Linked DNA regions of Homo sapiens: all the other regions are linked to region 4. A link is a loop called in an ENCODE intact Hi-C map of the cell type or tissue named here. Cell type or tissue: IMR-90. All regions are shown on one strand. Region 1 overlaps ZZEF1 (zinc finger ZZ-type and EF-hand domain containing 1). Region 2 overlaps CAMKK1 (calcium/calmodulin dependent protein kinase kinase 1). Region 3 overlaps ZZEF1 (zinc finger ZZ-type and EF-hand domain containing 1). Region 4 holds the start of P2RX1 (purinergic receptor P2X 1).

Region 1 (8,000 bases), 94 kb after region 4:
TTTCAGCCCTGAGCCCCCGAGTCTCCGCCTCGCATCCGTTCGGGCGCGGTGTAAACTCCACGCCTGAGCTCCACGAGACACGGCGGGGCGGAGGGAGGAGGGAGAGACCAGTCCACACACAGGCGTACCTTATTATATAGAATTTGTACAATATATTTCTTTTCGTTTGCATATTTTACCCACAGCTTAACATCCTTTTTACAGGCTGAACTCACTCAGGCTGATAGAATCAAAATTCTTTCAACCAAATAAGAAAAATTCAAAATCGTAAACCCGTAAGAAAACAAATTAAAAACGGTGATGAAAATACGTCACTCCTCTCGTTAGGAACAGTGTCTGTTTGTACAACAGGTATGCTCTGGAACAGGATTTCTTTACAGCGTAGGCACGTGTTTCCACCTTTGCTCTGCGGGCTTCGCCTCCTCCGGGCCTGGGGCTCCTGGAAAGCGCCGGGACGCGGCGGCTCTGGCTCGGCAGCGCCACCCGGTGGCCGGAGACAGAGGCGGCCGGGCCGAGCCGGGAGAGCAGCCGCGGGTGCGAGCGGACTCAGGCTTGTTTCCCGTGAACTGCAGCGAAGATCCCAGAACAGCAAGGGCAGTGGGCGGACAGGTGCTCTGGGGAGCCCAGCGTTTATTTACAGCTGATCTTCCTGACGGGAGGATGGAGTACAGCGGCGGCCACTGCCATAGGGGAGGTGACTCCGGCCCTACCGCCCGCTTTACTCGGAGTCTGGGGTGTGGAGGGGCGTGGGTGGCGCTATCTCGTCTACCTTCCAGGTTGGCTGTGAGTCTGAGCACGCAGCGGGGCCTCCCTCCCAAGCACTAAGACTTGTTTCCTGTGAGTCCCCTCTTGGGAAACTCCTTACTGGGAGGCCTCCTCGGGTCTGAGGGATGAAGAAGGTGGGGCCTTCTCTGGGGTGGTGCAGGCAGCTCCCAAAGCAAGGTAGGTTTGGCAAAGAGCAAAAGATGGGAAAAGGGTTTCTACGGAGCCAGCAGCACCTGCCTATTCAGGTCCCAAGCCACAGGAACCAGGCCAGGCCTTTCCACCAGGGCAATGGCCTCAGTCCTCAGGCCACCAAGTTCCAGGACCTGCCCCATGTGTTCCCGTCTCCCTTAAATCCCACCCTCCACCCGCCCCGGGATGGTTCTACCAGAACTCTGGGGCTTAGCTGAGAACCCAATTGTAGGGCTGTGAAGCCCGCTGCACCTTGGAGTCCTGACCCAGAAGGCGAAAGTGCTCTTATAGGAAGATGCTTCCAGACCTGCAGACTTGGGCCCTTGCAATCCAGATCCCTGCAGACCCTGCACAGAGGGATCTTCAGAGGCCACGGGGCACACTGGGCCATGGCAATGCTGACCTGGTCAAGCTTGGCCTTGGTGGTGGGGCCCCTTCTCTGGCTCTGGCACTGTGTGGTGGGACGTGCTTCGGCCCAGACACTGCCCCTAAAGGCATGCTCCAACCCCACGGGTCCCACTAAGGCCGGCACGCAGCCCACACGCCAGACTTGCTTCATGTTCCCAAGCGTGGCTCTGGAGGGAGAATCATCATCGGCACTCCAGGGCAAGACTAAACCCATCAAAAGAAAAATGTAAAACAGCACTGACTAGAACTAATGTCGTTATTGCTACAAGTGACAGCCAAACAGCCACGCAGAGTCCCAGAGGTGGGTATGACAGACTACCATGACTATCAAGCAGAAATAAAATTATGTGGGTTTTTACTCTTAAAATAAGATATCCTCTGATCATCTTCACGGTACATAAGCTCACGCGTGCTCCTCACATTCTGCTCCTTTCACAGAATGGTCAGTCCCCGGTCATGCCCTCGAGCCCCTCCAGGGAGACAGTGTGGTTCTGCTCTAAAAACGTGAGGTGGAAACTGAAATATGTCAAAACAACAACTGAGGAACTGCGGCTGTGCTGCCTGGTGCATGAGCAGACGTACAGGGGCGCCTGCCGGCTGTCCCCAAGGGCACTTGTTCTCCTCAAGGAGTTCTCTGGGAGGGTGCGGCCGTGCAGGGAGCTAGCTCGATGCCTGGTTCTGTACTGGATGCTTGGGGATCACTGGTGGCTAGGAGGGGCTCTCGCCAGTTTTGGTTTGGTGTGAAAAGCAAAGAGGTGCTCCCAGGCTGGGCAGCCACTGGGGGTCTTGCTGGAAAGGTGGATCTGGGTGGACTGTGCCTCCCTCTGAAGGCAAGTGCAGGCAGTTCCAGCTCCACGGAGACAGAAACCAGTTGAGAGAGGCCGCTTCCAAGTCTTCCCAGGCCCACGGCTCCTGCAGTGACAGCCTCTGGAGAAGGCTGGTCTCTGAACCTTCTTAAGGGCCCCCTGCCCACCCTTTCTGAGGCATTCTGCACTGCTTGGCTTATTTTCACCATGCTACAGCCTGTGCTTGTGTCCAGCCTACGCACGGGAGCTCTTGGAGACGTGGCTGCTTGGCATCCTAACTGGAGTGGTCAGCTCAAGGAGAGCTGGGCACTGGCGCTACAGGAGTTTTCCTGAATGAGGTTAGATGTCTGCTCTAAAATCCCTGTGGCAGATGAACTAGTCCCATGCACGCCCCACCAAGGGCTAACACTCCACATTCCAGAGGCGGGTGGCCTTGTTTGGGTAGTTGATGGCCAGGCTGATGGCAGCAATGTTCTGCAGAGCCTGTAGAGGGAAAAAGAGTTGTCGCCAATGTCGGGAGCCACTCCCTCATTCAGTGAGTGCTGATAAGACCCTCAGCTGAGCACTGAGGATGTGGGGACGGAGGAGGGGAACCAGATGTGTTCCCCTCCCCCACAGGCCTGCAGAGTGGAGAGAGAAAAAAAATGCTATTAAGAGCACATGAAAGCTCCAAATGTAGGTAGGAATCATCACTGCCCAGAGGGGCAGTCCCAGGGCGGAGGCTCAGAAGGCTGTCTGCAGAGGTCTGGGAAAACTCTCTGGGGAAAACAGTGCAAAGATGCAGGTGGGGAAGGGCAAGGCACTCACAGGAAACGAACAGCCAGTGCTGGGGACCAGAGGGAGTAGAGAAAACAGGGCCAGGAGGGCACTGAGATGCCCTGGAGGCGAGGCCAGGCCCGTCAGGCCTTCAGGGTCTGGGCAGCAAGAGGGTGGAGGTGGCAGAGGGAGGAAGAGGGGGTTGGCAGGGAGACGTGTCAGGGAGAAACGTCAGGACACTGGTGCAGTACACTCAACAGGCTGTGGGGGGGGTCAGAAGAGGGTAAGGAGGAAATGGAGACTGGACAGGGGCAGCAAGAGGGACCCGCCCACAGGCAAGCCGCCATGCTGAGCTTTGGGGCCAGGACGGGCAAATATCAAAATTTCGTTACATGATGTGATGAAACCTGGGGTGGCGGCGGCAATGCTGGTAGGTAGCTGTTGGGGGTAAGGGAGTTTCTACTCTGCCTACAGGTCTCGGGTGAATTCACACAAACTCTTCGGTATGGGCTGGGGGCATTTCCACTTCCGAGCGTACACGTCAAAGCCTACAACAGGAAAGAAGACCCTTTTCCTGCAAAAGGGCGGTGTGTTCGGAGACTACTTCCAAGGGACAGAGCGCCGCGCTCAGGCAGGGCTCTTGGCTGGGTGTCCCGGCTGGGTGTCCACCCACGGGTAACCCTGTGAGCCTCAGTGTCCCTAGCTGTCCTCCGGGGGGGTGGGGGTGTTGGGCCACACACGCGATGATATTCAAGGAGTCCAAGGTTCTCAAAATGTACTCTGGGGCCAGGCGACTCCCGAGACCCTTTTGGGGTCTGCAAGGTTCATTTTTGACTTTCCTTCTCCTGAGTATATGGTGGAGTGTTCCAGAGCCTGACGTGTGATCTGACTGACTGCAGAAGCAGACATGAGAACATGAGAATCCAGCTGTCTTCTACGAGGCCAGACATGAGAGGGGTCTGCAAGGATGGAACACAACAGCGCCACCCTCTGCAGGCATTCCTTTTTTCTTTTTTGGTCACCTATTTGTCCCAGAGCACTCAGTAATTACTTTGTTTTGAAAAGTTAGAGTCGTTTTTCACAAGACGTGTTATTCATGTTAACATGAAATGGGTTCACTACTTTAAAAAAATAAATTGATAAAGGTTTACACTTTTGCTTAATTTTTAAATTGAAAATCTCGTTTCTAATGGCACATATGGATATATGCATAATAGACATATCCAAAAGCTTTCTGAGCTCCTCAGTCAGTGAAAAGTGTGAAGCGTCCTGAGACCAAACAGCTGTCAGAAGAGGAGTTCCGCTACCAGAGAAGCAACTCACATCTAAAAATATGTGAAATCTAACTCCACGGAAACTTCAAGAATCAGCCAAACTAAATTTAAGGCATCGGTTGTTTTGGTTTTAAAGACACAAATTCTTCTGACCCCACAGTTTAGAGTGAATGACTCTGATAAATGGGGCTCGTGCATGCTCTCTGAGCACCAGGAGGAAGTGACTGAACTGGAACAAGCTCTGTGTAAGCTCCGGGTGGATTCTGTCCTACTCAGACGCAATGTACAGACCTTCTCTGCCCTGGCAATGGTGAGATGGTGGCGCCCCAGCCTGGGGGCCAGCTCTGTTGGGGTGGAGAGAGTACCTGTGCCGCACAGCGGAGAAGGTGGTCGTCCGTGGTTAGGGCCAGCAGGTAATCCTGCAGCACGCCAAGCTCCTGCAGAGAGAGAGCAGGGGCTGTGAGTGACAGCGCCAGATGCGCAGTGCAGCTCTCCCAGACCACCTGGGACACCTGCTTGCGAAAGCAGAAGCCTCTCATGGGCGGACGCTACTCACGCCGCCCAGCACCGCGTGGCACTGCCTTGCTCAGAACCCTGGCGGGAGCCAGGTGCCCGGTGCCGGGGTCACCTTTGCCTCCACCTGCCCTTGGGTGACCAGGCCGGGACCCCTCCTCAAGCCAGTTTCCTCATGTGTGAAAGGAGAGGGAAGCTAAAGAACTCTGAAAGGCCCTTTCAGCTCCCACATTCAATCAGTCTATTGTGCTGAGGGGAGGAAAAAAAGAGAAGGAAGCAGAAATAACCCATCGTTTTATTTTCCAAAACTCACTGTTGTCAAGGGCTGATCCCGGGCAGTTTCTCCCCCATTGGCTCTAGGCCTGACAAAATAAGCAATCTCAGAGCTGACCTGAGGGTTTCCCAGGCCTGGGAGAGGCGAGAGCCTCAGACTCTCAGCCATGCCTGTCCTGTGTGGCCTGTCGAGACCCTGGCCACTCAGGCTCGGATGAGGCAGCAGCTTCTGCCCTGGGTAGCAGAGGGAGCAAACGCACATGGAGGCACCGGGCTCCCTGCCCAGACCTCAGGCCTCACCTGGGCACGGTTCTCGGTGACGAAGAAGAGCTCAGTGAGGGCACGATGCAGGGGAAGGAGGATGCCGGGCTGCGTCACGTCCTCAAACAGGCCGTACTCCATGTGGGTAAAGAGCTGCCACAGGGGCTTCAACAGCGCAAGGTCACACAGGTCACTGCAGGAGGAGCCCCGGAGGTGGTCAGTTTACTGAGAGCCATGCCAAGGTCACATGGCTTACAGCTGGCAGGAACCACAGCTCAGACCCTCCCTCTCCCACAGCTGGTACAAATGATTATAAAGTCGCCTCACCTATGCTCCCCACAAAGCAGCCACGAATAGTCACCAACAGCAAAGAAGGAAAGGGGCAGAACCTAAACTTTAAAACCAGGCTCCAAGGGAACAGGAGGTCGGAAATGTGCTCACGGGGATTACTGTGCATCTTGAAAAATGGATGTTACGGGCTACACATGGTGGCTCACACCTGTAATCCCAGCACTTTGGGAAGCAGAGGTGGGAGGATCACTTCAGCCCAGGAGTTGGAGACCAACCTGGGAAATAAAGCGAGACCCTGTCTCTACAAAAAATTAAAAACAAACAAACAAACAAAACCCCAAAAAACAAACAAAAAAAAAACCTAGCTGTGTGTGACAGCACCCAGCTACTCGAGAGGCTGAGGTGGGAGGACTGCTTGAGCCCAGGAGTTGGAGGTTGCAGTGAGCCATGAGTGCACCACTGTACTCTGGCCTGGGCAACAGAGTGAGACCTTGTCTCTTAAAAAAAAAAAAGTTATGAAGACTTTCCAGTGACAGTGGGAACTCATCTCAAGATAAATATTAAATGAAAAAAAGCAAGATGTGGCCGGGCGCGGTAGCTCACGCCTGTAATCCCAGCACCTTGGGAGGCCAAGGCAGGCGGATCACGAGGTCAGGAGTTGGCCAGGAGACCAGCCTGGCCAACACAGTGAAACCCCGTCTCTACTAAAAATACAAAAAATTAGCTGAGCGTGGTGGTGGGCGCCTGTAATCCCAGCTACTAGGGAGGCTGAGGCAGAAGAATTGCTTGAACCCTGAAGGTGGAGGTTGCAGTGGGCTGAGATCACATCACTGCACTTCAGCCCAAGTGACAGTGTGAGATTCCGTCTCAAAAAAAAAAAGAAAAAGAAAAAAGAAAAAAAGCAAGATGTAAAACTACATATACAAAATAAAATTCAAAAATAACCTGCATATACAGCATTTTCTCTATGCATAAGAAAAACAACAGTAAACAGACACAACAAAAGATGCCACCAGCAGTTGACCCTATCAGCTTTCTAGGTTTTCTACAATGCTCACTGCTTTTATAAACAGAAAAGAACACTTAAGACAAGCGTGGTGGCTCATATTTATAGTCCTAGTTACTCAAGAGGCTGAGGTGGAAGGATCACTTGAGCCCAAGAGTTCACAGCTGCAGTGGCTATGATGGTGCCACACTGCACTCTAGCCTGAGCAACAGAATGAGACCCCACCTCTAAAAAAAATTAAAGAAAAAAAAAAAAGATGGCCAGGAGCGGTGGCTCATACCTACAATCTCAGCACTTTGGGAGGCTAAGGTGGGGGGATTGCTTGATCTCAGGAATTTGAGATCATCCTGGGCAACATGGCGAAACCCCATCTCCATAAAAAAACAGAAAAATTAGCTGGGTGTGGTGGCGTACACCTGTAGTCCCAGCTACTCAGGAGGCTGAGGGGAGGGGGGTCACTTCAGCTCGGGAGGTGGAGGCCTCAGTGAGTTGAGATGGTGCCACTGCACTCCAGCCTGGGCGAAAGAGCCAGACCATGTTTCAAAAAAAAAAAGGTAACGATGACTACCATTGTTATGATTTTCAGGTGGGCTTATGAAACACAAGATGCTTGCAAGGTTGCTCAGGCAGAAAGCTTTTCCCTAAGTAAAGCAGAGCCTCTGCTGAGAGAATGAACTGAGGGGTTTTTTTTTTGTGTGTGTGTGTGTTTTTACTCAGAGGAAGGCTGTGTTTTAATTCCAACTCAATATCCTTTGGAGAAGAAAAATTATGAAATAAATAATATTCTAGAACTTGTTATATGGCCATATATAATTATATAATATTGGATTTTGCTTTTTTTTAAAAAAAATTGCTTTTTCTCTTATGACTTGAAAAATTATTGTGTATATTTAATTGTTATCTTGAAGCCAATCTCTTTCTCCCAGAGGAATAAATCTTCATAAAACAAACAGGAAAATTCTGATAGCTTTCCAGCTGGGTTTTCAGAGAAGCATGAGCATGTGAGGTACAATGTACCTGCGAGCTGAGAAGGTCCCTCCCCTGAGGACTGCCCCTTGTGTGTGGCCTCCGGGCCAAGCCCTCAGGCAGGCCCCTCTCTCACTCTATGAGGAGCACGCATGAAAGAGGCTAGGGTGGCAAGGCATGCTGGGAGTTCCCTCCGGGCTCGGGACAGAGGGTGCGGGATTGTCCCCACTGGAAAGAAGGTTGCCAATGGCCAGCAGACTGTGCAGGCTGCGGCACAGGTCTTCTTTCCTGCTGCAGGCAAGAAGGGCCCACCAGCCAGGAGACCATGGAGATGTTCCATGTTTCATAAGCACTGCTCAACCAGACTGTGCTTACTGGACTCGACGCTCAAGTGAACAGAGCTAAGCCCATGTGGGGCTGAGTGATCCTGTCTGTGTATGAGGACACGGGGGTAACAGCAAGCATGCCCAGCTCTCCCCTCTCTCTCCACGC
Region 2 (8,000 bases), 49 kb before region 4:
GGGAGAAACGTGGACCCACTGACAATGGGGCACATTCGGCTCCTAGCCTTAAATAGACGTAGAAACTGTATTACAGATGCATGTACCAGTGCAGGACATACGAGTGAGCTGTGTGCAACAGATGAGCACGCGACATGCACCCACAGGCGCGGAGATGCAGCGGGATCCGGGTTTCTCCCCCAGCCAGCCTCCCTTCTCCAAACAAGCCCTCCTCCAACAGGACACCCACACCTGTGGCCAAAAGCCCTTGTCCATCCATGTTTCCAGGGCAGTGTCCGAGTCCTGCGTGACCCTGTGGGGGTCAACCTCTATGAGCATTCGGTCAGCAAATGCCACGTCGGCCAGCCGGACACTGATCCCAGAGAGAAGGTGAAGGCTGCTCCGGAAGAGCTGTGTCTGCACGCGCTCCAGCACCCCCGCTCTGAGCAGGCTGACTGCTGATGTCCTCAGGGTGAGGCAATTGCCGCAGAGGCCACCTGCCAGCGTGCACACCCCTCCAGGTTCTGTGTCTCGTGATCCCTCCGACCTGGACAGTTTGTCCTTCGTTGTAGGAGTGTGAGTGCAGCTCTTGGGCCCAGATGGGTAGGCCGGTGTAGGAGGAGAGGCTGGGTTCCAGTTATTTCAGCATGCGCAGGGCCACAGGCCTGTCGCGTCCATGGCCCTCGGTCAAAGTCAGCCCTGGTGTCTTCTCCAGCCTCAGCTCTAGGGGCATCATCAAGGGAGAGAGTGAGATGGGCAGGGACGATGTGGTGCTTCCGCTTCAGGCCTCTGCTCAGAGCTTGATTCCGTTCAGTCCACTTTCCAGATAACGCCGAATGCGAAACACAGTCCAGGAAAGTTAGTTCCATCCACTTGGCTGCCAAATAATCTTGGGCTGTGCTGGGAACCACGGAAGATGTAGGAAAGCTCGTGAGATGTTCCCAAGCAGGGCCTCTCCCCGAACCCCCAGGTTAAAAACAAAAGTAAAAGACAACAAAAAAGGAATCAGAATTCTCCAACACTGGCCCTGTCCCCAGTGAGGGGTCCGAGCCCCCATACCAGCGTCTGAATAGACAAGAGCTCTGGTGCCACCACCCCAAGGTGGGCAGGGTACCCCCCTCTCCACCATATGCCTGTGGCAGCTGAGCCAGGCCTGCCCGGCCCCAGCGGGAGGTCTCTTCCGTTGTGGTAAGCCTGGCCTCCACCTGCCATCTTGGTCTCCTGCCTCTGCCTCCTGCCCCAGGCCATGCCAACCAGCCGGGTGGCATTTCTGAGGCTCCATGGGCACCCGGTTTCCCCACAGAATGGGTCAGGCCAAGGAGGTCCAAGAAGAGGAGGATGGCCTCGTGGGAGCCCTGCCCCCAAGACCCCAAATGACATACATTCCAGTCTGTCCCTGGACGTGCGTGCGTGGAGGTCATGCAGCACGATGGGGGAGGGGCGGGAGTGGGGCTGCAGTCCCCAGCCCCCTGCCTGCGGGGGCGGCTGTTGCATGAGGGGTGGGCCTCTGGAGGCGCGGGATGAGTGTGCTGCCGGGTGGCCCTGGGTGCATGCAGGGGCTCAGGATGCAGCCTCGTCTTCCTGGACGCCGGGGAGCTCTGGGCTCTTGCCCCCTTCACCAAACCCTTCTTTCCTGTTCAGGGGACACCAGGGACAGAGGGACCTCAGGGTCAGAATATGCACTCAGGGAGACACTCTCCCTCACACACACAGGAATCTGAATCCCACATCTCTCAAAGCCCCCTTCACCCACTGCCCCAAGCTTGGCCTCCCTCTGGCCTCCCTACATCACGGCAGTTGCTCCTTGCCGGTCTCTCAGCCCCCAGTCTCAGCCCGCAACGCCTCCGTGGCCCCCCATTGACCAGAGATGAAGTCTAAACCTCCCAGCACGGCCTCTGGAGCTGCTCACAGTCTGACCCAGCTGACTTCCCTACATCCTCCAACTATCAGCCTAATCAAGGGCCTTCTCTCTGTGTGTGTGGTTTTGTTGTTGTTTTGAGACAGCGTCTCGCTCTGTCGTGCAGGCTGCAGTGCAGTGGTGCAATCTCAGCTCATTGCAACCTCTGCCTTCCAGGCTCAAGCGATCCTCCCACCTCAGCCTCCTGAGTAGCTGAGACTACAGGCACATGCCACCACGCCCAGCTAATTTTTGTATTTTTTTATCTCTATAAAAACAGGGTTTCACCATGTTGCCCAGGCTGGTCTCAAACTCCTGGGCTCAAGCGATCCATCCACCTCAGCCTCCTAAAGTGTTGGGATTGCAGGCGTGAGCCACCGTGCCCGGCCTGAGGGCCTTCTGTGTTGACCTCAGTCATCCCCCAGCAGATCTGGGTAGAGAGGCTTTCATTTTGCATTTTTCTTTGCCTTGTTCACAGGGCAGAGTCCATCTATCAGTCTTGGGATTCTGTCACATATTCAACAGATTTCTATATCTAGTTTTCCTCCCAAAATGTCTCTTTTTAAAATAACCAGTAAATGGGTTTTGATATCTTTAAAAAGGACCAACTCCACTTAACTCTACTACTGAGTTTCTACAATTATCCCAAAGTATAAAAAACTCTATGGCCGGGCACAGTGGCTCACGCCTGTAATCCCAGCACTTTGGGAGGCTGAGGTGGGCAGATTACCTGAGGTCAGGAGTTTGAGACCAGCCTGGCCAAAATGGTGAAATCCCGTCTCTAATAAAAATACAAAAATTAGCCGGTGTGGTGGTGGCATGCACCTGTAATCCCAGCTACTTGGGAGGCTGAGGCAAGAGAACTGCTTGAATGTGAGAGGCGGAGACTGCAGTGAGTTGAGTTTGCGCCACTGCACTCCAGCCTGGGCAACAAGAGTGAAACTCCATCTCAAAACAAACAAACAAAAAACCAAAGCAGTCTATCAAGGATAAATATTGGGACTTGATGATGAAGTAAAATCTTCTTTCAAAGTTAAACGTGGAGGCTGGGTGTGGTGGCTCATGCCTGTAATCACCTGGCACTTTCGGAGGCCAAGGTGGGCAAATGGCTTGAGGCCAGGAGTTTAAGTCCAGCCTGGGCAACATGGCAAGACTCCATCTCTATTTTTTTTTTAAAAAGCTCTACCCCAAATTAAACTTGGGTCACAGAATTCTAGAATTTTATAGCTGGAAAGTATTAAGCCCAATCTTGTCACTCTGTTTGCCAGGTACAAACTAGACACTAAATGTATCCTTATCCTGTGTCTGGCTTGTTCCACCACTAGGGGGTGCTGGACCACAGGCTCTGAGTCAGAAGGACCAGGTGTCCGTCCACCTGCTGTCCTGGCATAATTATTATTACTTTTTTTTCTTTTTTTTTTTTGAGACAGGGTCTGGCTCTGTCACCCAGGCTGGAGTACAGTGGTGCAATCTCAGCTCACTGCAACCTCCACCTCCCAGACTCAAGCAATCCTCCCACCTCAGCCTCCTGAGTTGCTGGGACTACAGGCACCCACCACCACGCCCGGCTAATTTTTTTTTTTTTTAGAGATGGGGTCTTGCTATGTTGCCCAGGCTGGTCTTGAACTCCTGGCCTCAAGCAATCCTGCCTTGGCCTCCCAAAGTGCTGGGATTATAGGCATGAGCCACCATGCTGGCATAATAATTATTATTTTTTGAGACGGAGTCTCACTCTGTCGCCCAGGCTGGAGTGCAGTGGCGTGACCTTGGCTCACTGCAAGCTCTGCCTCCCGGGTTCACGCCATTCTCCTGCCTCAGCCTCCTGAGTAGCTGGGACTCCAGGTGCCCGCCACCACGCCCAGCTGATTTTTTGTATTTTTAGTAGAGACGGGGTTTCACCGTGTTAGCCAGGATGGTCTCGATCTCCTGACCCTGTGATCCACCCGCCTCGGCCTCCCAAAGTGCTGGGATTACAGGCGTGAGCCACCGCACCCGGCCGTGCTGGCATAATTATTAATGGCTTCCCCTTTCACTCTCAAAAATGTCCCCATTTGGACGTCAAATTATATATGCCCCCTCTCCCCCTACACTAAGCACAATTCCAGCATCAGGGGCCTACATTCCTGGATGAGCTCAGAGAATCCTCCCCCAACCGCAACCACCTCCCTGAAGAGATGACAGAAAAGCTGCAGTTGGGACCTCCAGGCCTCTCCCAGGCCCCCCACCTCATTATGAGGCTCTCCCTGGGTGCAAGCCACCTCCAGCAGGGAGCAGATGTCAGCTTGTCCACTACGAGGGGTCCCGACCCTTCTGAAGGGCCCTCTTATGAGAGGGAGGCCTCACGGGAAACCAACATGGTGGTCCCGGACAGGCCTGGTGACAGCGTGAAGCCAAGGCACCCGGACAGCGCCTGGCACTCACCCCTCTGGGGAGTGCGCCTTCCACACAGAGCAGGCCAGGGTGGGGCAAACAACTCCCACCAGCCCCTTCCCCAAAGCTTCCCTCCGGGGCCAGAGGAAGGCAGTGGCTGTCCCAGGACCACGCTGTGGTTCAGGACCCCACTGGTTTTCTCTCTGCAGGTTTGTGTACAAACTCCAGCACAGGCCTTATTAGCATCCCAGACTGGCTTTTATTATAGTGAAGAAGGTGGATCTGCTGAGGACGAGGCGCACAGGCTTGGGGAGCTGCTTTTCTGGACCCTCCTAGGAGGTGGTGAACCCACAGGCGTGGCTCACCATAGGGAGCCCTCGGCCAATGCGGGTTCCTCTCCCGTGGTCCACCGGCCAGCCTGTCCCTGCTTACTCACTGAACAAGCACTCACAAAGTGCTGACTGGGCACAGAGCCCCAGCAATGGCTGCAGGCAGCCTGGGCCACTTGGGAGAGCAGCCAACAGTCCCCAGGGCCAGGCAGAGGGGCCAGCACCCCTCCTCTACAGCCCGCCAGCCTCCTACAGGAAGCCAACATCAGCCTGTCTGCAAACCTCTGCCAGGCTGCCAAGGGCTGAGGGGGCCACAGATTTGAAGCCCCAGAGGGGCTGGACCCAGTGAGAGAGTGACATCAAGCTGCATGGAAGAAGGGTCTTCCTGTCCCATGGAGGGGCTGCGTGAGCTCCTCATCCCTGGAAGTGTGTGTGTGAGGGATGCTGGCCCCAGGAATGAAGCAAGAGCTGGGCCCAAAAGGTCCCTTCTAGCCCCGACTAACCTTGGGGACAGAGATGCAAATGGGGCCAACACCGAGACCTGGCCAAGTCCCCAGGCTCTGGCCTTGGCCCAACGACAGTGAGAGTGGGAGGATGGGCCTCAGACCTCCCCACCCAACTCCAGGGAGTGCCCGGCAGTCCCTGGCCCACCAGTACTTACACCAGTAGGTTTCCTGGAGCAGACATGGATCGCTCTTCCCTCCGTGCTTGGGGCTCAAACGGGTTCCCAAAGGAACGCTTCCTCAGCATGGACTTCACCAGGATCTGAGGAGGACAAGGCAGCGTGAGGAGCACAGGTCCCAGGCTCCCAGACACGCAGCCTCTGCTCCGATTCCCCGAGAGCAGCTGCCAAGGGGGCCGCAGTGCGGGTCCCATCTCAATCAGCACAGCATGAAATGGCAGAGGCAAGAACACGGGGCGCTGGCAGCTGGGGGCATATTCCTGGAATGGTGAGGAGCCGGATGCCACTGGTACATGAGGAGGGGGCCGGGACCAGCCCATGAAGGGTCCGCAAGGCCAGGCTGAAAGAGTGGGGAGGGCCAGGGCTGGAAGTGGGAGTCCATTAGAAGATACCTTCTCGCTACGGCAGCAATGCCATGGAGGGATGCTGTGCCATCCTTCCCGCCTTCCGGCCGCCGAGAAGATGCCAAGATGCTACTGCAGGGCGGCCCGGGAAGCGGCTGAGCCGCAGCCGGTGGCCCAGTCAGTGGGGCTGCCAGGAGGGGAACAGCTGCCGCAGCCTGGCTCTCTGCCTTTGTCCCTCCTCCGTGACAAGGACGGTTCCATGCCGTGCCCACAGACACGCCGACTCACACGCATGCAGAGAGGCAGCGGCACACTTGCCAGTCCCTTCACTCCCTCGCTTGTGTCCATCCATCCCGTCAACACTGGTCACCACTGGCTGCCTACTGGGTGCTGGCCACTACTCTAGGCCCTGGGGCCACACTGAGGCCAGAATTCCTGCCCTCATATAGCCTTTTTTTTTTTTCAGACGGAGTTTTGCTCTTGTTGCCCAGGGCTGGAGTGCAGTGGCACAATCTCGGCTCACTGCAACCTCTGCCTCCCCGCTTCAAATGATCCTTCCGCCTCAGTCTCCTGAATAGCTGGGATTACAGGCGTCCACCACCACACCCGGCTAATTTTTTGTATTTTTAGAAGAGACGGGGCTTCAGCATGTTGGCCAGGCTGGTCTCAAACTCCTGACCTCAAGTGATCCTCCCGCCTTGGCCTCCCAAAGTGCTGGGATTACAGGCGTGAGCCACTGCGCCCAGCCATCATACAGCTTATATTCTAGTTGGGGGAGACAGGCGATAAGTAAAGAAGAAAAATCAGTAAATTATGTATGTCAGTAAGTGGAAAGGAAAAAATAAAACAAGGGAATGGCGATGAGGTGTGAAGCAGGGGAGGCTGAAGCTACAGGGTCAGGGAAGGCTCGCTTCTCTCTAGGAGGGGACCCTGGCGTAAAAAGCCGAAGGAAGTGAGGGAGCGAGTCCCGTGGCCATCGGGGGTGGGACTCCCCGGGCAGAGGGAAGCGAAGTCTGAAGGCTCTGGGGCAGCCCCTTCCATGGCACGTGGCCAGAGACGAGTGCATGATGGCGGGACGGTGCACGAGCCCCGCAGAAAAACAGGGCGGGTGGTGGGGCACAGGCTGGAGGTCTGATTCTGAGGGACACAGCAGCCCGAGTGAGAAGCAGGCTCTGAGCTGGGAGGTGACACACTCATGCCACTGGGACCATGCTGGGTGCTGAGTTGAGCATTGACCAGGGGGACAGGGAGTGAGAGTAGAAGCAAGGGACAGCGTGGGAGGTTGTTCCAGTGGTCTGAGAGAGAGGAGATGGTGGCTAAGATCAGGCAAGTGGTCATGGGGACCCCGTGGGAGTTGCCTGGTTCCAGCGACCCCACAGAGTCAAGTAAGCATAGGGGGCAGGGATTGAGCCAGCTGGTCCCAGCTGGGCCGGGACCCTGCAGAGGGGGATAAAGTGCAAGGCCAGGCCCCGCCAACGGCAGTGGCCCTGGCTCTCCTCCTGGCCTTGTGCTTGCCCTGACTCACTTGACTGTCAGGCAGGGGCAGGGCAGGGCTCTCAGTGGCCCCAGGTGGCCACGGGGGACTATGTGAATCACTTCCAAGTGCCAACACAGAAGCTGAGCAGAGGAAGAGGAGCAAAACCGAAATGTGAGCGGGCACTAGGGGAGACACAGGCACTGTCTAATGGATACGCAGGATCTGGGGGAGATGCAGGCACCGTCTAACTGATACGCGGGCTCTGGGGGAGAAGCAGGCGCCGTCTAACTGATACACAGGATCTGGGGGAGAAGCAGGCGCAGTCTAACTGATACGTGGGCTCTGGGGGAGAAGCAGGCGCCGTCTAACTGATACGTGGGCTCTGGGGGAGAAGCAGGCGCCGTCTAACTGATACGTGGGCTCTGGGGGAGAAGCAGGCGCCGTCTAACTGATACGTGGGCTCTGGGGGAGAAGCAGGCGCCGTCTAACTGATACGTGGGCTCTGGGGGAGAAGCAGGCGCCGTCTAACTGATACGTGGGCACGGGGGAGATGCAGGCACCGTCTAACTGATACACAGGATCTGGGGGAGACGCAGGCACTGCCTGATTGATACGCGGGCGCTGGGGGAGACGCAGGCCCATCTAACTGATATGTGGGCTCTGGGGGAGACACAGGTGCTGCCTAACTGATACGTGGGCTCTGGGGGAGACGCAGGCGCCGCCTAACTGATACGTGGGCTTTGGGGCCACTCCTCCAATCCAAAGGCTGCCCAGGCCGTTCCCCTGCCTTGTCCTCGGCACCTTGTGCAGTGCCTGGAGAACGGAAGCTCAGTAACTGTCTGGACGGAATGAAATGCTTCTTCCAGTCACGGTGACTGCTGCCGCTGAGCAAGGGCCATCTATTTCTTTCTTTTTTTTTTTG
Region 3 (8,000 bases), 160 kb after region 4:
GTTTCATCATATTGGCCAGGCTGGTCTCAAACTCCTGACCTCTGGTGATCCACCTGCCTTGGCCTCCCAAAGTGCTGGGATTACAGGCGTAAAGCCACTGCACCCAGCCTAACAAAAAAAATTTTTAAAGAAAGATCTATGAGGCTTGCCCCTTCTCTTCAGCTAAAACCCAAAGGATAATATACTAGAACAGCATGAAGCTCTCTTTTGCATCTATGTTACAATGCAGTAAGTAATTCCTGAAGCCCTGGAATACGCCAGGGCTGTACCAGACACTGGGAATATTATGCTGAGAAAAACAAAGTTCCTGCCCTCAAGCAGCTTATATTCAAGTTGAAAAACTCCTCCCCACCCTTTCTAACCCCAAAGAGTGACTAATTTTTAGACAAAGATGAGCAAATTTGCTAGACAAAGACCATTCTCAAAGTAGTTCAGTCTTAACTCAGAAATAGTCCTTAGACATATAATATCTATATCAATATCTATATCACAAAGGCAGAGACAGAAAGAACTAAGACAAGCCTGGCCTCCTTCAAACCAATAATGGCAGGCATTCTAGAAACAACCTGCACACAGCAAGACATTCCGAGTTCCCACAGTTGTAGAGTTCCCACAGTTGACTGTGTGTTTTCTCTTCTGCAAACAGGTATGTGGTATCTGAACACAGCCTGAAGTTTCCCACAGCAGGAAGCCTTCCATTTCTCAGCTTTTAACCCACAGGCTTTTATCCCTCTACTGAAAATTCCTTCAAGTAAAAAGATTATCCAGCTTTCTTACTATAATTTGATTACAAAAATACATATTGACATTCCCCCCGCCAAAACCATACAGGTTACATCACCCCCTCGATTCCTCAGCAGAGAAAAACTCTTCCATATGACATTTGTTTCCATAAATCACTCATGTCTCAACACAGTTTTGTTTATTTGAGCAGCTTTTTAAAGGAGATATTAAGATTTGGGGATGTAATCAAGATGTTTTAACAATCAGAAAATAAATTCTGCAATGTGAGATCCAAAGAAATGAGCAATAAAGGTGGTAGGAATAAAAATATCAATAATAACAAAACGAGGCTGGGCGCGGTACTCACGTCTGTAATCCCAGCACTTTGGGAGGCTGAGGCAGGCAGATCACCTGAGGTCAGGAGTTCAAGACCAGCCTGGCCAACAGGGCGAAACCCCGTCTCTACTAAAAATACAAACATTAGCCGGGCGTGTTGATGGGTGCCTGTAATCCCAGCTACTCGGGGGGCTGAGGAAGGAGAATCGCTTGAACCCGGGAGGTGGAGGTTGTGGTGAGTCAAGATCGCGCCACTGCACTCCAGGCTGGGTGACAGAGTGAGACTCCGTCTCAAAAAGTAAAACAAAACAAAACAAAATGAGCAACAGTCAATTACCCACTCTAGTGGAAGGAAGCTCTGTTTTTGCTTCTCCCGCCTGCGCTGCGTGGAGAAGACATACCCTGCCAGGCGGTTAGGAAGCCCATGCCTTATCTCTAGGTAGGGCTTGAAACACTTTTCCCCTGAATTAGTATGAAGGTAGAGAGAGACTCTCCCTCCGTGTGGGTCCTGCTAGGCGGCAGGGAAGCAGGGTAAATACAGAGATGGCATCCCTAAGAGACATGAGGAAAAGAGATGGTGAGGAGAAGGTTATCAGCAAAGGAAGCCTAGTGGGGTGATGCTACGAAGGCGCTGCAAGCTAGCTAAAGGTAATAGTTAATACCTACAGCTTCCTCCTTGGTTATTACTACATTCAAGAACTTAAACATCTGTGGTTTTAATTGGAATTTCTTAGAATGTTAGAGCGAATCACCCTTAAACCAATTTTACAGATAAAGAAACTGAGGTGCAGAAAGGTCGTCTGATTAACCTGAAGCTGCACAACTTTTGAGTTTTTGCACTGGGACCAGGACCCAAGTTAAGGTTTCTTTCCATTAAATTTCTCAGCAGTTTTCCATGAGAATTCTGGATAAAGATAATTTACCTGCTAATTTTGCAACTCAAGGTTAGGTGCCACACATTATAATCTGCTAACCATAAAGTGGCCATGAATCTTTTAATAGGCAAAGTAGAACCAACAAGATGATGTTTACAGTTATAGAAATGTGTTTATATTTTAAAATATTTTAAATGTTCACTTAAGATAGGCTTTCTTAAAACTTAGCAATTAGCCTTCAGATCAAAAATATTCCCTGTAATAAAGTTACCATATTTTTGCAGCTTCTCATATAAATCTGGAGTGCGATACACCAGAGCAGCAAAGGTGGCGTTCACAGCTTGATCAATAGTGGAACCAGCAACTATATCTGTCTTTGGGGCCTGTTTTCTACATGCCTGTATGAATCCTTTGAAAAGTTCTGAATATGGCCCACAGAAGTTCTGAGCAGGCTCTGACTGGGCAAAATCAAGAAGAAAATGGCGGCAGGGGTCGTCAGGAATGTTCTTAACCTGGAAACAAAAAATAAACCCATCACATTTAACACATTCATTCAAAAAATAAAATTTATTGAGCAAACTATTAGGCCAAAGCAGAAGTATAAAACACAGTGAACACTCTCCGGAAGTTTAAATCTATTTTAGGAAGACCAGACAGAGATATGAGTTAAAAAAAGATAAACATAAATAAAACATTAAAAGCATTAGAACTAGCATTCCCGTAAAGCAAAAGATTATCAAGTGCCAAATGCCTAGAAGGGATACCCAGTGCTGAGAATTCAAAGGAGAGAGATCCTGGTAGGTTAAAGTAATTAAGAAAAGCCTCCTGGAGGATATGGGCTTTGGCCTGGACCCTGAAGGATTGGCAGATTTGGCTCTGAGGAACATAACCATTAGCAGAGGTTACGAGTCAGTGGGGAGACTGACCTGGCCTGAAGTCTCAGCTGGGGAGTGATGGGAACTAGAGTCAGATAGGTAAGGTGAAAGGAGACTGCAGAGAGCCTTGACTGTCACATTGAGGAGTTAGACTTCACCCTGTGGGCAATGGGGAGCCATTAATGGTGCTTGGCAGTGGAATGACAAGATAATGCAGTGATTATAAAAAAAACTTGGTAGGTACGAATGTCATAAGGCAGGTGCAAATGAGGGCCCGGATAAAGATGCAGACAGAGGAAAGGACAGAGATGAACATCATGAGGAAGAATCCACAGGACCTGCAAGCTGACTGGACAGGAATGGGGAGACAGGTGAGGACAGGGGATGCTAGGGAGCAGTGGCTTCAGGCCTGGGGAACACTGACCACCACAGAAGTGACCGGTCTTTGGTTTTACACTTCTGAGTTAAGGGGAGTCAGGACATTTAAATGGAAATGCCTCACAGGAAGATGGAAACAGGTACTTGGAGCGGGGAGAAAACCAGACCTGGAGACTGATATTAGGAATTAGGGCCACAATGTTTGACAGGAGAAGAAAGTGGAGAGGATGAAGTCTTGGTGGGCTGTGGGGAAGGGAAGAAAGCCTGAATAAAGCCTACCCTTTAGGGAAGGAGGAATATGAAAAGTCAATGAAGGAGGCAAGTGGGCAGTCAGATGTAAGAGAAGACAGCGGACTAGCATGGATCCAAAGAAGAGAGGGTCTGAAGGAGCCAAATTTAACAGAGGCAAGGAGAACAGAAGCTGAGGAAGAGCCACTGGATTTGGCAATTAACTACTGAATAACGTGGGGCAGGGCAGGGAGGGGAAGGAAGAAAAGTAGAATACAGAAATAGAGGGAAGGAGAGGTGAAAAATAAAGACAGGGCAAACTTTTTAGTTTTTAAAATCTTATACACCTAAATCATGTGCTGTAATTCTAAGGAGAACAAAAGGTATAGCACAAATCATTGCTCTAAAGCTTGACTCAGTAGGCACTAGAAGTACACTCAATTGTTTGCCTGATAACTCCATCAACAGAGATTTACTGAGCACCTCCTACATTTCACCCAAGTCACGCATTCAGTATTTCTGAACACCTATTGCGCACTGGCCCCTGTGGGACACGGTGGCGTTAACAAGTTAACAAGGTATAGTTTCTGGCCTCAAGGAGCTAACTGCTTAATACGGGTAGTAAGATAGAAACACAAGTGTTTATAACTTAAAGTAATAAATACTTGCAGGCAGTTTCCAGTCTAAATAGAAAGAAAACGGAAGAGTAAATACCTCCTTACTATTCCGGTGTGGGTGAGTGGGCCAGCTTGCTTCTAATTCCAACTCTGGACAAACCTGATGCCTGAAGACAGGTTTCCACAGTGGGGAGCTTAGGACTAATGCCATTTTTGCCTGAGGTACTACCATGTTACTTCCTAACTCTAGAAAGAGAAGAAGACATATGACAGTTCTATTTTTGCCTTAATATATTGAGAATCTTTGAAATGAGAAAGAAAAGGTTAAAAAAAACCATGGATACTATTAAAACTTAGAGAAAGTTTACCCACATACCAGAATGTAATTGTGATACTTTGTAAACACATACCACAGATTAAGCTAAACCACCAAGTCCTGAAATACTGCTGCTCTGTGGAACAACTTCAGTTACAAGGTACCTTGGAAATGACTAATCTGTTTATAGTAAGCTGAAAATAGGATATGAACCATTTCTGGCATATAACACGAGGCCATTCAGGAACATTTAATTATGGAAAAACATTCACAATTTGTAAACTTAATTCTGTAGCAAATAATAAATATCCAGCATAGATGTGTTTAGAATAGGCAAAGAGAAAAGAATAGGTGGAAATAAAAATGCTAATAGCTATTTCTTTCTTTCTTGGAGAAATATTAAAAAAATCAGTTACTTCTGAGTGTTAGGATTAAGGATGATTCTATTTTCCTTTGTTTTTTTCCACTATGTAATTTTTCTATATTTTACTTCTAAAACTGGAAAAACTCAAGAAATGATCAAGAAATAAAATACAGTAGAAAGTTTTATTCTGTAATTCTTGTTCCCTGGAAGAATTAAATAAACAATTATACTGAACACATCTTTTTCCTTTTGTTTTAAGAGACAAGAGTCTCTCTCTGTTACCCAGACTGGAGTGCAGCAGTATGATCACAGCTCACTGCATGCAGCCTCTAACTCCTGGGCTCAAGTGATCCTCCTGCCTCAGCCTCCCAAGTAGCTGAGACAAAAGGCATATGCCACCACACCTGGCTAATTTTTACATTTTTTTTGGTAAAGATAGGGATCTCACTATGCTGCCCAGGCTGGTTTCAAACTCCTGGGATCAAGAAATCCTCCCACCTTGGCCTCCTAAAGTGCTGGGATTACCAGCATGAGCCACCTTGCTCAGCCCTGAATGAATCACTTTAAAACAAAATCCATAGTCACATATCTACATATATTTACATAAATATTCACATATTTAAAGGATATGCAATCAACTTATTCTATACTCCTGCCTTTTGGTTGGACTATACCTACACCTACTTGCAAAAAAATGACAATGTTGCCAAAAAAAAAAGCTGTTATCCTCCATAGACAGAGAACCCATGGCAGCCTTCCTGCTATGTTCCAAAGTCTAAGGCAAAAAGCTTCGTGACAATGGTATTGAGTGGACACTTTATTCTTTCGGTTTAAAGGAAACTGAAAAGGCGTATTATTAACCCCCTGCCATTACGTGGAAACGACCTACAAGAGGGCAAGCGCGCATCTTGCACTTCACCGTGGTTGTAAGAAGGGAAAGCACAGGGATGTGCACTTACGGCGCACAGACTTGAGCGCCATGCACTGGGAAGCCAGGCGTCCCATCAGCCGGGAGACGAGGAGCTGTAAATCCAGCCCCCAAGACACGGCAACATCGGGCAGCCCACAGGCAGTGACAGTGAATTTGTAGCCCCATTCGTTGTGACTGCTGTCAGAGTGAAAGAGGAACTGCAACCGAGGACCGGCCTTGAAGGTCACTTTCTAGAGACAAACAGAAATCATGTGGTCAGACAGATTAGAGGAGGAGTGCTTCAGAAATCAGCATGCTCTTCATGACGAGAAACATCTCAGTTTAAAATTGATCTCTATTTCCACATGTCCAAAATGACTAACGGAGAAATGTACAAAGGGGTGACGGAAACAGACCATTCACAGCCACACCCCATGAAGAAGGAGAGTTGGCAGAATACTGCTGCTCAGCTTTCTACACCTGGGGTGACCATCTGTCCACTACCGACTCAGCCAGTGGTCACATTTCCATGCCTCTGCTCCTGCCAAGACCACTGACCATGGAGAGAAGGTCAACAGTCTGAGGCAGTACTAAACCTCCAGCCCAAGAGCTCAAGCAGCTCTAACTGTGAGGCAGACTCTTGGCTTCCATCACATGGTCTGGGCCATCCTCCTAGACCCACCAGCACTTCTTGCTAAGGATGAAGGCTCTTCATTTACTCTAGACAACGCTGTCTGCTGCAACTACTCAACTCTGCCACTGCAGTGCCAAAGCAGCTATAAATGATAAACAGGCATGGCTGTGTTCCAAAAAAATTTGTTTACAAAACAGGTGACAGACTATAGCTGGTCAAACTCTGATATAAATCCTTCCTTTCACAAACGTGTAACATAAATGCCTCCCTTCAAAGACCTTACCTCTACTGCCCCCTGAAGGCTGACAAAAGGAAAAGCATTGGTGCAGAAGTAGGTACCTCTTTCTGGGACTATCACTCACCTTGGGCCATTTATCAGTGCCAACTTTTGTGTCATAGCGTGTTTTCCGACCTCTAGCGTCGGTAAATTCCAGATAATCATACCTGTGAAGGCATAACCTCTATTAGCTTCCTTCTCTCATTGCTGACCTATTAGCGCTTGGGGGTGAAAGAATATAGAAGTCTTACCTTTTTTCAGTTTCACACCTGTCATCGAATTCCACTTCAAAATAGGTTGCCCCTGGGCTAACAAAGACGGATACCTCATGGCAATTATTTTCATAGTTGTGGGCAGATTCCTTCGTCCACGTATGTAACACCACAGGCTGTTCCTGTTGCCAGGTCTCAACATCCAGCTATGATAACAAATGAGCCAGGGGAAAGAAAGGTTCTATCACTAGACACCTAGCCACATGCAGCAGACTGTTTCTCTATCAGTGCTCCAGGCAGATGGCCTTGACAGCCCTGCACAAACCAGCAGGCAGGCTCGAAGACAAACCTGACATTCCCATCTTCACACAGATCAACACACGTCCACCACGCAGCCGAGGAGATGTGCTTTTATTACACACAAAAACTCCATGACCAGCTTGTACCTTTTCGCTATGACAGAACTACTTACAAATCATTACCAGTGTGAATTCCCAGTGGAAAAAGTACTGAATGAGGAGTTTAAAGACCTCACATTCCTACCTGGGACACTGGCAAATCTGGATCTACTCTCCCTTCCTCTCCTACCCTTTTCTTTTGAGCGGGGGGTTGGGGGGGGGCCTTTGGTTTTTTACCTGTTAAATATAAATGCCTTTTCTACTGCCACAGAGTTGTGCTCTGTGGCACACAAAAGACACACAAGAAGAAGCTCACACAAGACAGTGATTAAACGTTATGTATGTATAATTAAGTAAGGGAGAAATTTCTTCTAAAGACAAAATGTAATTTGCCTTTCAACATACATTTTCTCTTCTAGACTTCAATTTTGTCACTCACTTACATGGTTTTTATATAACTTCATCAACTATAAAATGATGAGATTCATCTCTACAGCTTTTTCTGCGTCTCCTTTCTTTTTTTTTTTTGAGACGGAGTCTCGCTCTGTGGCCCAGGCGGGAGTGCAGTGGCGCAATCTCGGCTCACTGCAAGCTCCGCCTCCCGGGTTCACGCCATTCTCCTGCCTCAGCCTCCCGAGTAGCTGGGACTACAGGCGCCCACCATCACGCCCGGCTAATTTTTTTTGTATTTTTAGTAGAGACGGGGTTTCACCGTGTTAGCCAGGATGGTCTCGATCTCCTGACCTCGTGATCCGCCCGCCTCGGCCTCCCAAAGTGCTGGGATTACAAGCGTGAGCCACTGCGCCCGGCCTCTGCGTCTCCTTTCTAATGCTGACCAGGCCACATCGACTTGGACT
Region 4 (8,000 bases):
TTTGAGACGGAGTCTCGCTCTGTCCCCCAGACTGGAGTGCAATGAGGCGATCTAGGCTCACTGCAACCTCTGCCTCCCGGATTCAAGCGATTTTCCTGCCTCAGCCTCCTGAGGAGCTGGGATTACAGGCGCACACCAACACGCCTGGCTAATTTTTGTATTTTTAGTATAGACGGGGCTTCACCATGTTGGCCAGGCTGGTCTTGAACTCCTGACCTCAGGTGATCCACCCACCTCTGCCTCCCAAAGTGCTGGGATTACAGGCATGAGCCACTGTGCCCGGCCTACGAAATCTATTTCGTGCCAAGCACTAACCACTATACAGACAGAAATTCAATTGGATCAACCTGAACTCTTCATCTCCCTTTAGAACTTGTTCCCCTGTGTCCTCGTCATGGAGAATGGTGCTGTCCTCACCCTATCACCCAGGCTCAACACCCAGGCAGCATCCTCACAGCCACCCTCCCCATCATGCCCCCACATTCATTGGATCCCCCAGTCCTTCTGGTCCTCCCTCGGCTTTCATCTAAGGACCCAGAAGGGCTGGTTTTGGGAAGGCTGAGACACTGGAGGAGCTGGGACAGGTGCGGGGGCAGCTCTGGCATGGGTTGGGAGGACCGGCCAGGTGGCTGGTGGGACACAGGGTATGGCCATGGGCCACAGGCAGGAGTTGACCAGATGGGGCGTGTGCTGTCAGGGAGCAGCAGCCTTGGGGAGGGGCATGAGCAGACTCCAGGCCTGGGAGGGAATGTGCTCAGAACTGGGGCCCACCCTGAGGCCCCCATGCAACCCGCAGACAAGTCGAGGGGCATCTGGGTTAAGTTCCTTGAGTGCAGGATCTTGGTTTGTTTTGTTCACTTCTGTATTTTTAGTGTCTAGAATAGTGCTTGGCACATAATAGGAACTCAACAAACACTGTGTGTTGAATGACTAACTGAATGTGGAATTGAATCTCAGGCCAACCATTTGTGTTTTTAATTATTTTATTTTTATTGTTCTTTATTTATTTTTGAGACAGGGTGTCACTCTGTCCTCCAGGCTGGAGTGCACTGGTGCAGTCGTGGCTCACTGCAGCCTCAACTTTCCAGGCTCAGGTGATCCTCCCACCTCAGCCTCCTGAGTAGCTGGGACTGACTACAGGCACGCGCCACCACACCTGGGTAATTTTTTTTTTTTTTTTTAGATACAGGGCCTCACTGTGTTGGCCAGGCTGGTCTTGGACCCCTGAGCTGAAGTGATCCGCTCACTTTGGCCTCCCAAAGTGCTGGGTTTACAGGCGTGCACCATGGCACCCGGTCTGTTTTTCTTTCTTTCTTTCTTTCTTTTTTTTTGAATACGTCACCAATCTCTAAAAACCAAGCGGTTTCTTTCATGCATAAATCTCACTTCCCACTTCTCTTGAGACGTCGGAAGCTCTGGCTGTGCCAGGTGTTACGTGCTGCGGCAACAATGGGCAGAAGCTGAGCAGGGGCCGCCCCAGGCGTGAGGCCTGCCGGGGTGACGACATCTGTCACCCGTGCTCACTGCCTCTGCCTTGGGTCCCGCCCCGTCCCCCCTTCCCATCCCTGCGGCCTCTTCACAGCTGTCCTGCCTCCGGTCCCCACGCCCACCCCTGCCTGCTCCAGGCCCTCCCCTGCTAGACATCCTGTCTTGGCTCCCTTCTGCCTGCAGAAGAAATCCGGGCGCCTCAGCCTGGTGTTCAAAGGCCTTCGCCATCGCCCCTGCTCTCCCTTTCACAGCCTCTCCCTTGGGCTCCTTTTATGGCCCCTTCAGCCTAGTCCCAGTGACACCTTCTCTATTCCTCTCCGGCCCCAAGACCTTGGTTCACACTGTGTCCCGACAGGAGAGCCTGGAAGGGTGGGCACGCAACCAGGCTCCTCCAATCAGGGCATTCCGTTTCCTTGACTGCAATGATTGATTGGTTCTGGGGTGGGCACGGGACCCGACCCCGGCCAATAAGAATTGAACCTGAGACTTTTGCTGGAGCTCTGGAGAAGGAGCCACTCTTGTGCCTCGGGAGTGGCTAAACTGGTGAGATGTTAGCTTGGAGCTGCTGGTGGCCGTTTCACCACTGTGAAGACAGAGAACTTGCCTGAGAATGAAGCCTCCACAGAGGAAAGAAGAGCCAGGAAAGGGAGATAGGTCATGGGCAGCTTCTTTTGAGAACCAAGACTGGACCCGCAGGAATTCCTCATCCCCTCTCCCCTCTAAACCTTACTCCTCCTGTGTCTTCATCCTGGAGGATCCAGCCGGGCCTGAAACCCACACTGATTTTTCAGTTACATAAACCACCGGATACCCCCACCTTTCCTTTTATTTATATATTCATTTATTTGTTTGTTTTTTTATTTTTTTTTTTGAGACGGAGTCTCACCCTGTTGCCCAGGCTGGAGTGCAGTGGTGCGATCTCGGCTCACTGCCATCTCCGCCCCCCAAGTTCAATCGATTCTCCTGCTTCAGCCTCCCGAGTAGCTGGGATTACAGGCGTGCGCCACCACACCCAGCTAATTTTTGTATTTTTAGTAGAGATGGGTTTTCACCATGTTGGCTAGGCTGGTCTCAAACTCCTGACCTCAAGTGATCCACCCGCCTTAGCCTCCCAGAGTGCTGGGATTACAGGCGTGAGCCAACGCACCCGGCCCACCCTTCCTTTTAAATCTGTTTGATTAGACTTTTCTCACAGGAACCAAAGGAGTCTGGCTAATTCACCCTCAGTTCCTCCCTCTCCCTCTCTCCATTCCATGTCCCACCTCTGTTCCCCGGCACAGCACCAGGCATGGAGAAGATGCTGCAGAAACGGTCCCTGGATGTGTTTCTCCCCCCAATAATTTCTATCCATCCTTCTCCCTGATTGGTGCACTCTGATCTCCACTTGGAGATCTCAGAACATGTGATTTCAAGAGGTCTGTGTGGAGGCGCAGGGGATGAGTGAGGACTTAGTTGAGAAGAGACCCAGAGGGACTGGAGAGAAAGCTGAGAGCAGGCCAGCCCAGCCCACAGCCCCCAGGTCTTTGCTTATGGCTGGTTCCATCAGTGTGTCACCTCCTCCAGGAAGGCCTCCCTGGCTTCCTCCCCACTGCCTGTACACCACCAGGGACAGAGAGCTCATCAGCTCTTCGGGGAGAGCTCTAACTGAGACCATCTTTTTTTTTTTTTTTTTGAGATGGAGTCTCACTCTGTCACTCAGGCTGGAGTGCAATGGGGCAATCTCAGCTCCACTCTGCCTCCAGGGTTCAAGTGATTCTGCTGCCTCAGCCTCCCAAGTAGCTGGGATTACAGGCGTGCACCACCACACCCAGCTAATTTTTTCTATTTTTAGTAGAGACGGGGTTTCACCATGTTGGCCAGGCTGATCTCAAACTCCTGACCTCAGGTGATCCTCCCACCTCAGCCTCCCAAAGTGTTGGGATGACAGGCATGAGCCACTGTGCCCAGCCTTAACTGAGACCATCTTAACTGGATCTGAGAGGGTCAGCTCAGCTCAGCCTTCTGGTCTCAGGCCCACTCACTGCCTGCACTTGCCCAGGATCTCCTGGAGGAGCATGACTGGCGGAGACCATGGCCTCGGTTTTCCTCCTGAGTCTGTGTTCTTGGCTTCTCAGCCTCCCTGCTCAGCCTCAGTAACTCTGTCCATCTCTGAGTCTCGGGACCTCCCACCCTTCGTCTGAGTTGTGCTCTGGCGTTTGTCCCTCTGTCCAGGTCTGTCTCTGTGTCCACCCATCCCCCACCCAGGCTTTGCCCTGTGTCTGGGACACGGGGGCCTGGCTCTTCTCTCATGCTCCTTTCCATCCCCTGGCAGTGCCCACAGGATCAGACATGAAAGCAAAGCCCTCCTCAGGAAACAGCAAAGTGCTGAGCTGAGTGCACTCTTGGGGGGGGTGGTCCCCTGCAACCCGTGCCCCACGGGCCGGTTAGGAAGCTGAGTCCGGAGATGCCAAGACCAAGTCCAGGCTGGGTCAGGGGTTCGGTTTGCCGCTGTGGGTTCCTGGCTGAGAGGTCAGTGCAGTACTGAGCAGTGGCCAGACGAGGGCGCAAGAGACAGCAGGCACCACAGCCTGAGCAGGAGCTGGAAGCCTGGGCCTGCAGCCCTGGGGGTTGCTGGTGATGACGGACTCTGCCTTCCTTCCACCCTCTGCTGTGTGACGTGGGCAGGCCAGTGCCCTCTCTCTGAGGAGGTTGCCTTTCCAGAATATCAAGGCTGACTTTGGAGCCATGCAGGTGGGTTCAAATCCTGGTTAGTCTCTTACTAAGCTGTGAGATCCTGGCTAATCCCTGTGGTCCTGAGCCCCACAGACACCGAGAAGGGCCACATCCATTTGGAAACTGATTAGACAGTCTTGGGAGGGAAGACAGGCAGGAGGACGGTAGTGAGGTCCCCGTCACTGGAGGTATAGGTTCCCGGCTGGGCAGCAGCTTGGGGCATAGGCTACGGCTGGGAATGGGTGGGTCCCTCCAACGCTGACAGCCTGTGACACACACAGAGGAGGGACCTGGTGCCCCTCACACCTGCAGATCTGAAAGCAGAACTAGGGAGCCGCAGGGGCAGAGAGAGGACAGCCTTCCCCCAGCCTCTTCCAGCAAGGGTAGGCTGGGCCTGCGCAGACAGCCTCTCCCAGGGACGGTCAGGAGTGATACTAAGGGTGGACTTCCGGCCCGTCCTGTACCTGGCATCCCACCATCAGTGCCCAGTAGAAAGGATCCACAGCCCCTTGTGATGGTGAGGAAGGAGAAGGCACAGCAGAGGCCTGGGGGTCAGGAGGGCTCAGCTGCAACCCTGGGTTTGCTGCTGACTTGCTGTGGACCTGGAAACCCCACTGCCCCTCTCTGGGCCTCAGTTTCCCTCACAAGCTCAGACATCACAGATGTCAAATTAGTTTCTGAACAAGAGAGAGGAGAGGTCAAGGCTGGGGTCTGGCCCTGGGTCCACCTGGCCGGCTCTGAGGTTCTGGGGACTGGTGGGACAGAAGGAGGGCTCTTTTGGACGCCAGAAGTTTCCGGGGGACTAGGACTTCATGGTCCTTGTTTGGGCCCTGGGTCAGCCTGCCCTGGACTCCATTTAGCAGTTCTGGTTCGGAACCATGGTAAAAATGGGGAGGGTAGAGCTCTCAGAATCACACGGCAAAGGCAGGCAGGGGCTACTGGGCACCCCTAGGACCCCAGCAGGGGCTGAGCCCCCTCCAGTGGCCCTGGGGCCTCCAGGAGACCTCTGCAGAGTCACTGTGAGTGGACAAGATGCACCACACACAGGGGACACACACTGGCCACCCAGACACTTGGCCACAGGGCAGACATGGGCACAGCCATATGTACACATAAGGGTACCCACATGTGGGCACTCAGCACCAGGGACACACACCCAGACACATATAGGCACAGAGCTCCATATGCACACTCACAAGTGTGCCAGCCTCTGCCAGGCCTGTCTTGGCTCCCGAGACAACCATACTGCAGGAGCGTCCCACGCTGCCTCTGATTCTGCACTCCCAGCCCGGTGGGACAGGTCCGGAGATGCCCAGAAAGGAACTATCATCCCTGGGACCAGAACCAATCTCTGTCCTCCGCCTGACATGCCAACATGAAGGCACCAGGTATTCAGAATGTGAGAGTTTCTCTGCTCCGGGGGCCTCAAACGTCCCTGGATGTCCCTTGCTCAGGCAGGGAAGCTGGCAGCAGAGTCTGTCTCTCTCTAACTTGTCATATGGGGTGACGGGTGTGGGGTATGGCCTCTGTGTGTCAGTGGCGGCCTGGTTTGGCAGGCGGTCAGAGGTCGAGGACTCAGTGGCTGTGGTTGGTGGTGCCCTGGCCCTGAACACCACTAACCACTCAAAGGAACCATAACACTGAGCCGGCTCCTCAGAACCCAGAGACTCTGCCTCCTGTTCACCGAAGGCCCCCGGGCAGGGCTTCCCCTCCGGCCTCGTCCCCATCTCAACAGCGAGTTGGCAGGATTTTCTATTCTCGCACAGTGGCTTGCCAGGAAGGCCTTCCCCTGGATGGAGAGGAAGAGGGGCTCGCTGGTGTCACGCAAGGGATGTCAGAGTCTGGAGGACAGGCCCGGGGTAGGGGCTGGTGCAGGCAGCGGGAGGCGCCCGGACTCACCCGATGACGTAGACCAGGACCACCAGCTGGATCAGTCGGAAGATAACGCCCACCTTCTTATTACGCACCAGCACCATGCGGGGGGTGTCATACTCGAAGAGGAAGGCGGCCAGCTCCTCCTGGAACCGCCGTGCCATGGTGGGCCGGCTGGGGCTCAGAACTGAGCCCCCTGCACGGCCTCTGCTCTCAGGGTGAGCCGGGTGCCACCACCCACGTCGATGGTAGAGCTTCTGGGGGCTTCCTGGCCCCTTAGGAAGAGCAGGGCGGTGCAGGTGGAGCCAGAGGACAGGAGCCAGAGGTCAGCTGGAGGCACTTGGGTTGGAGAGAGAATCCCTGGGTGATCAGAGCAGCTCTTGGCCCCTGGAAGGCAACAGACTGCAGGCCAGCCTCGCCCATGGACAAATAAATTCCCAAAGATAGATGGGGCGGGGCTGGTGGGGCCACCCAGGCCCAGCCCCACTGCCCCTCCTGGCTCTGCGTGGGCCTTGTTGGGCCTCCGGAAACAGGAGTTGTTGGCAGGAAACCACAGGCCACCCGTCACAGGGGCAAAGATAAAGCTCTCAGTCGACTCCTCAAGTTATCCTCCCCCCAAAACCTGGCAAGATGGAGCTCTGGCCAGGGCCTGGGGGAAGCTGGAGTCTCCTCAGATTAGGGGACTCCCCGCGACTCCCCTCCACTGCCAAAATGAGACCTCCATCCCCAGCCCCATCCACCACCCTCCACCCTCCCCCACCAGGGTTGGCTGCTTCGTCCCTGGGGGTCTGCAGCGAGCAAGGCAGAGAGGAAGGAGGCTCTGAGTTCCAGCCTGGCCTGTGCCCGGTCAACCTCGGTGCTGAGCTGGCATCTCTATCCCCCAGCTCTCCTCTCCCACTGTCTGTCCTGCCGGGGCCACCATCAGAGGGAGAGAGGTGGCAGGTGCCCAGCCAAGACCAGCACCACATCCGTCACCAGTGCCATGGGGGGCCCAAGACCAGCCGAGAGAGCCTGACCTCGGAGATCCCTGGCTCTGCCACTTCTTGGCTGTGGGGGCTGGGTGTCACCTTGCCTCTCCGAGCCTGCTTCCTCATCTGTAAATTGGGGTAATAAGGGCTGTTCCTTCTAGGTCGAGGCTCACAGGGGATGGGTCTCAGCAACACGGGACAGAGAACTGGAGGCCACCATTGAGTCTGGGGCACAGCACCTCTGCAGTCCCTGCCTTCCCTTCCCACCCCCAGCTCGGGCCCTGAACACAGGGGTTTGGGGTGGGCAGAGGGTCCCACGTTGGCTCCTCAGAGCTGGAGGCCTCCCCAGCCCCACCCCTCGTTTTGAAGATGAGAAAACCAAGCTCAGAGAAGAGAAATGAGTTGCCCAAGCTCACCCGGGGTGGTACTGGAGGTTCAAGCTGGAAGCAGGGGCCTCCCTGGCGAGCCCCCACGGCCCTGTCGTCGGAGCCGCCCCACCCTTAAGGCTGATAAGGAGTCTTCTTGCTGGCGAGCCATGAGCTGGAAGTGCTCTGGGCAGGGAGCCAGGCCCTGGGGCTGGGAATCCCGGCAGCCTGTCTGAATGGGGGTCACCCACAGAGGGCTGCCCATGGCCCCTTCCAGCACCCAGGTCAGTCTCTCCTTGTCAAGTAGATCAGCCTCACCCCTCGCGGAGTTTCTGCTAATCCAGTGGGTGTCATGGGCTTTTCTAAAGAAAATCCAGAGATGCTGGGAGCCAGAACTGTGGTGGCCACGTCTCCCCTTGGCCTGACCTTGACCCTAGACAGTTCCTTTCCCAGCTGCCCCTGTGGCCATTGGAATGGGAGGCACCAGGACACAGCTGCTTGTGATGGGGAGTGGGGTGGGTGCTGAGACTGTGTGGGCCATTCTGGGTCCCTTTTCAGCCACCCTTCTCCCTGATATGCGTTCTAGAGAGTGGGT

Evidence for each region. Peaks named below come from ENCODE experiments on the same cell type or tissue, not always from the same donor. Only the 100,000 strongest peaks of a DNase experiment are listed, where the experiment ranks them.
Region 1: a loop joins it to region 4, with 5 times the contacts of the local background. A loop is called at or near these places in 69 of 110 quality-filtered maps.
Region 2: a loop joins it to region 4, with 9 times the contacts of the local background. A loop is called at or near these places in 62 of 110 quality-filtered maps.
Region 3: a loop joins it to region 4, with 11 times the contacts of the local background. A loop is called at or near these places in 41 of 110 quality-filtered maps.

What each region holds. Positions count from the first base shown.
Region 1 is chr17:4,004,320-4,012,319 of GRCh38, forward strand. ZZEF1 (zinc finger ZZ-type and EF-hand domain containing 1) reads right to left here. Exons shown (of 55, transcript NM_015113.4): 53 at 5,285-5,438; 54 at 4,564-4,635; 55 at 126-2,651. The coding sequence ends at 2,571. Among named protein-coding and RNA genes, the nearest start is that of LINC01975, 31 kb to the left of the region's middle. RefSeq lists silencers at 350-429, 530-609 and an enhancer at 2,776-3,743. In IMR-90, CTCF peaks have their summits at 486 (motif pointing left) and 3,919 (motif pointing left); DNase peaks (open chromatin) are centred at 4,342 and 5,092; H3K27ac peaks cover 1,345 bases.
Region 2 is chr17:3,860,672-3,868,671 of GRCh38, forward strand. CAMKK1 (calcium/calmodulin dependent protein kinase kinase 1) reads right to left here. Exons shown (of 16, transcript NM_032294.3): 15 at 5,237-5,340; 16 at 1-1,612. The coding sequence ends at 1,540. Among named protein-coding and RNA genes, the nearest start is that of NCBP3, 18 kb to the left of the region's middle. RefSeq lists enhancers at 7,124-7,625, 7,626-8,000. In IMR-90, a CTCF peak has its summit at 3,202 (motif pointing right); a DNase peak (open chromatin) is centred at 3,200.
Region 3 is chr17:4,068,479-4,076,478 of GRCh38, forward strand. It overlaps ZZEF1 (zinc finger ZZ-type and EF-hand domain containing 1), which reads right to left. Exons shown (of 55, transcript NM_015113.4): 22 at 6,785-6,951; 23 at 6,619-6,700; 24 at 5,672-5,873; 25 at 4,130-4,278; 26 at 2,206-2,446. Among named protein-coding and RNA genes, the nearest start is that of ZZEF1, 71 kb to the right of the region's middle. In IMR-90, a CTCF peak has its summit at 6,558 (motif pointing left); a DNase peak (open chromatin) is centred at 4,493; H3K27ac peaks cover 685 bases.
Region 4 is chr17:3,909,990-3,917,989 of GRCh38, forward strand. P2RX1 (purinergic receptor P2X 1) reads right to left here and starts at 6,476. Exons shown (of 12, transcript NM_002558.4): 1 at 6,100-6,476. The coding sequence starts at 6,236. RefSeq lists enhancers at 1,235-1,284, 1,665-1,734, 4,168-4,227, 4,298-4,367, 4,598-4,677 and 2 more. In IMR-90, a CTCF peak has its summit at 4,028 (motif pointing right); a DNase peak (open chromatin) is centred at 4,082.